2 separate regions of the Homo sapiens genome follow, and region 2 is linked to region 1. A link is an interaction called in ENCODE POLR2A ChIA-PET data of the cell type or tissue named here. Cell type or tissue: OCI-LY7. All regions are shown on one strand.

Region 1 (2,500 bases):
AACACAGGGAAACCCCGCCTCTACTAAAAATACAAAATTAGCCAGGCATGGTGGTGCATGCCTGTAATCCCAGCTACTTGGGAGGCTGAGGCAGAAGAATCGCTTGAACCCAGGAGGTAGAGATTGCAGTCAGCTGAGATTGTGCCATTGCACGCCAGCCTGGGCAACAAGAGCGAAACTCCGTCTCAAACAAAACAAAACAAAACAAAACAAACAACAACAACAACAATAAACATAAAAAACCAAAAAACCCAAAAAGACACAATAAAAAAATTAAAAAAAGAGATGGGGTTTTGCATGTTGGCCAGGCTGGTCTCGAACTCCTGGACTCAAGTAATCTGCCTGGCATGGCCTCCCAAAGTGCTGGGATTACAGGCATGAGCTACCGAGCGTGGCCTATTACACCTTGTAACCATTTTGCAACTTTATCTCCTGGCCTGATCCAGGCCTACGTCTCCTTCCTGGTCCCTTTCCTGGGTCCTCCCTGGGCTCCTGGACCCAGTCCTGCCCTCTCCAATCCATATTCCACACAGCAGCCAGACAGAGTTCTCCACAGTAATATTTAAGTGCCTCTCTGCTCAGTTGCCTCCCGCAAGCCTGAAATGCCCTGTGATAAAACCCATGCTCCTCATGCCAGCCTTCCAGGCCCCTCGGGATCTGGCTTCTCCTCTCCAGGCTCTGCTGAAGCCTCTGCCCTCTTCACCCACAGCACATTTTTTTTTTTTTTTTTCTGAGACGGAGTCTCGCTCTGTTGCCCAGTCTGGAGTGCAGTGGTGCAGTCTCGGCTCACTGCAACCTCCGTCTCATGGGTTCAAGCGATTCTCCTGCCTCAGCCTCCTGAGTAGCTGTGATTACAGGCGCCTGCCACCATGCCTGGCTAATTTTTTTGTATTTTTAGTAGAGATGGGGTTTCACGATGTTAGCCAGGCTGGTCTCGAACTCCTGACTGTGTGATCCACCTGCCTCAGCCCCCCAAAGTGTTGGGATTACAGGCATGAGCCACTGCACCCGGCCCCAACTGCTCTTCTTTCAGTTCCTCAAATGCATGGTGCTGCTTCCTGCCTCCTGGACTTTGCACGTGCTGTGCCCTCTGCCTGGAACACCCTTTACCCTCTTTACCCGGTCCCCCCAGTAACTTGTACTTCCTCTGTCACAGCCCTCTTTATGCTGACCTGCAGCAAACCAAGCACCCTGTGGGTCCAGGGACTGTGTCATGTTTTCTGCCATCTCCCTGAACCTTTGTAAACACAAAAGCACAGGCATTACTGCCCCAGGGACCTTGATCCAAACTCCAGCTCTGCCACTTACCAGCTGAGGAACCTCATGCAACCTCTTCCGTGATTGGACCTCAGCTTCCTCATCTCTGAAGTGAGGATCACAGCACCAGCCTCCCCGTGCTATGTGACCACCTTTCATAGGGGAATGACACAAGATCTGTGCTGCCCTCACACATGGGGGAGCAGCAGGGGCTTGCATGGGCCAATATGGGCATTCTTTTTTTTTTTTTTTTTGAGATGAAGTCTCACTCTCTTGCCCAGGCTGGAGTGCAGTGGCGCAATCTCAGCTCACTGCAACCTCCGCCTCCCAGGTTCAAGCGATTCTCCCACCTCAGCCTCCAGAGTAGCTGGGATTATAGGTGTGCACCACAACACCCGGCGAATTTTTTGTATTTTTAGTAGAGATGGGGTTTCACGGTGTTAGCCAGGGTGGTCTCGATCTCCTGACCTTGTGATCCGCCCACCTTGGCCTCCCAAAGTGCTGGGATTACAGGCGTGAGCCATGGTGCCTGGCCTCTTTTTAAGCTTTTTGAAAATCTCAGCCATTGGCCGGGCGTGGTGGCTCACGCCTGTAATCCCAGCACTTTGGGAGGCTGAGGCGGGCGGATCATGAGGTCAGGAGATGGAGACCATCCTGGTTAACATGGTGAAACCCCATCTTTACTAAAAATACAAAAAAAATTAGCTGGGCATGGTGGCAGGCGCCTGTAGTCCCAGCTACTTGGGAGGCTGAAGCAGGAGAATGGCTGAACTCGGGAGGCGGAGCTTGCAGTGAGCTAAGATTGTGCCACTGCACTCCAGCCTGGGCGGCAGAGTGAGACTCTTGTCTCAAAAAAAAAAAAAAAAAAAAAAAAAAATCAGCCATCAATACAAAAAATTTCATTGCCTAACCTGGTGTACACAAACGCATACATATATAATTAAAATGAGTTTCACAAAACTAATACTTAACATGTGATACATTTTGATACTATGTCATCATTTGTTACCCTATATTGTTGATACACGTTGTGACCATATGTTTCAGATCTCATTGTAACTCACAGTTTGAGAAGCATCAGGTTGCAACAACCCTGCAAGGTAGGTATCATTATCCTGTCCACATTGATGGGGAAACTGAGGCAATTTTAGGCAACCGGGCCAGGATCACACAGCTAGTAGGTAGAGAAGGTTGAATTTTTACCTAAGTAAGTCTGATCCAGAGACTGCAAAATTCAATGCTA
Region 2 (2,500 bases), 55 kb after region 1:
CACACAAAATATATATATACACACACATATATATACACACATATATACGTATATATACACATATATACGTATATATACACATATATACGTATATATACACATATATACGTATATATACACACATATACGTATATATACACATATATATGTATATATATATACACACTATATATATGTATATATATATACAAAATTTAGCCAAGCATGGTGGTGCACATTTGTAGTCCCAGCTACATGGGAGGCTGAGTTGGGAGGATGCCTTGAGCCCAGGAGGTAGAGATTGCAGTGAGCAGAGATTGTGCCACTGCACTCCAGCCTGGGCAATAGAGCCAGACCTTGTCTCAAAAAAAAAAAAAAAAAAATTCCCAATATCCCAATTTCCATAGTAAAGATCCTAGAATTCAGAACTCTCTCTCTCTCTCTTTTGAGACAGGATCTTGCTCTGTTGCCCAGGTTGGAATACAGTGGCATGATCATGGCTCATTGCAGCCTCCAACACCTAGGCTCAAGCGATCCTCCCACCTCTGCCTCCTGAGGAACTGGGACTACAGGTGCATATCACCATGCCCAGCTAATTAAAAAAAATTTTTTTTGTAGAGACAGGGTCTCACTGTGTTGGCCATGCTGGTCTTACAACTCCTGGGCTCGGCTGGGCGTGGTAGCTCACACCTGTAATCCCAGCACTTTGGGAGGCCAAGGCAGGTGGATCACCTGAGGTCAGGAGTTCGAGACCAGCCTGACCAATATGGTGAAACCCCATCTCTACTAAAAATACAAAAATTATCCGGGCATGGTGGCATGTGCCTGTAGTCCTAGCTACTCAGGAGGCTGAGGCAGAAGAATTGCTTGAACCCGGGAGGCAGAGGCTACAGTGAGCCAAGATCACACCACTGCACTCCAGCCTAGGTGACAGAGCAAGAATCTATACCAAAACAGACAAACAAACAAACAAACAAACAAAAACCTCCTGGCCTCCTCCCACCTTGGCCTTCCAAAGAGCTGGGATTACAGTGTAAGCTACTGCTCCTAGCCCAGAACTCTTTAAGATAAGTAACAAACTAATATCAGTACCTCTGGAATACTACCAGCAATTCTCCCAGTGCAGGTGGGGTTCATAGATGAAGATACAAGTCCAAAAAGGTGAACTCCTTATCCAAGATTACTCAGTCTATAAGTAGGAGTCAAATACAGTTCTGGCTGAATCCTGAGCTGTAGCTGTTTATCTAATATATCCAGTCTTCCTGGTAACACTATGAGGTGGAAACTACCCCACATTAGAGAGGAGAAAACTGGATCTCAGAGAGGCGAAGATGGAGGCCCAAGGTTACACAGCAAGTTAGGGGATCAAACCGGGCTTTGAAGATGGATATGTTTGACTTCAAAGACTGTGCTCTTTTTTTTTTTTTCTTTCTTGAGACAGGGTCTTGCTCTTTCGCCCAGACTGGAGTGCAGTGGTACGATCATGGCTCACTACAGCCTTCACCGCCCCCGACCCGAGCTCAAGAAATCCTCCTGCCTCAGCCTCTTGAGTAGTGGGACTATGGATGCACACCACTGCACCCGGCTAATTTTTGTATTTTTTGTACAGATGGGGTCTCACTCTGTTGCCCAGACTGGTCTCGAACTCCTGGGCTCAAGTGATCTTCTGCCTTGGCCTCCGCAAGTGCTGGAATTACAGGCATGAGCCACTCTGCCCCACCCAAAGACTACGCTCTTGACTCTGTGCTGCAAGATTCCAATATCCAGGGATTTTAAAACCTCTGTAGCCAAGACCATCGCAAAGCATCCAGGCCTAAAAAAATAACTACAATCATAACGATTTACAGCATGTAGAGAGATCTATATGCCAAGTGCTTTAGCCACATGATCTCGTTACACACTCAATGAAGTGGACTTTATTATCCCCATTTTCCAGATGAGGAAACTGAAGATCAGAGAAGGAAATGATTTGCCCAAGGTCACATGGCAAATCTGGCCAGAGCAGAACTTGAACTCGGGTCTGCCTGATTTCAGAGTCCTAATCTCTGTCCTCATGGTGTGTCCATTCTAGAGGGGGCAGAAAGACAGTTAAATACACTAATAAATGGACAAGATATTTAGAGAATCATAATGGCTTTATGCAAGAAACAGGCAGGGCATGGTGGCTCACGCCTGTAATCCTAGCATTTTGGGAGGCCGAGGCAAGCAGATCACTTGAGGTCAGGAGTTTGAGACCAGCCTGGCCAATGTGATGAAACCCCATCTCTATTAAAAATATAAAAACTAGCCGGGTGTGGTGGTGCACGCCTGTAATCCCAGCTACTTGGGAGGCTGAGGCAGGAGAATCCCATGAACCTGGGAGGCGGAGGTTGCAGTGAGCTGAGATCGTGCCACTGCACTCCAGCCTGGGCAACAGAGCAAGACTCTGTCTAAAAAAGAAAACAAAATTTAAAAAACCCAAACTATTGAGGACCCCAAGAGCTTGTTTTAGTGGGTCATATCTATTGCTATTTACTATATT

The links. ChIA-PET counts read pairs that join two places held together with the same protein. Peaks named below come from ENCODE experiments on the same cell type or tissue, not always from the same donor. Only the 100,000 strongest peaks of a DNase experiment are listed, where the experiment ranks them.
Region 2: POLR2A ChIA-PET joins it to region 1 with 5 read pairs; 12 of 35 experiments call an interaction of 5 or more read pairs at or near these places.

The regions. Positions count from the first base shown.
Region 1 is chr19:40,460,786-40,463,285 of GRCh38, forward strand. The region is part of intron 1 of BLVRB (biliverdin reductase B); the gene reads right to left. Among named protein-coding and RNA genes, the nearest start is that of BLVRB, 3.7 kb to the right of the region's middle. In OCI-LY7, no CTCF peak of the experiment used is centred here; a DNase peak (open chromatin) is centred at 1,046; H3K4me3 peaks cover 368 bases; H3K27ac peaks cover 1,965 bases.
Region 2 is chr19:40,515,895-40,518,394 of GRCh38, forward strand. All of the region lies in intron 15 of SPTBN4 (spectrin beta, non-erythrocytic 4), which reads left to right. Among named protein-coding and RNA genes, the nearest start is that of SPTBN4, 50 kb to the left of the region's middle. In OCI-LY7, no CTCF peak of the experiment used is centred here; no DNase peak of the experiment used is centred here.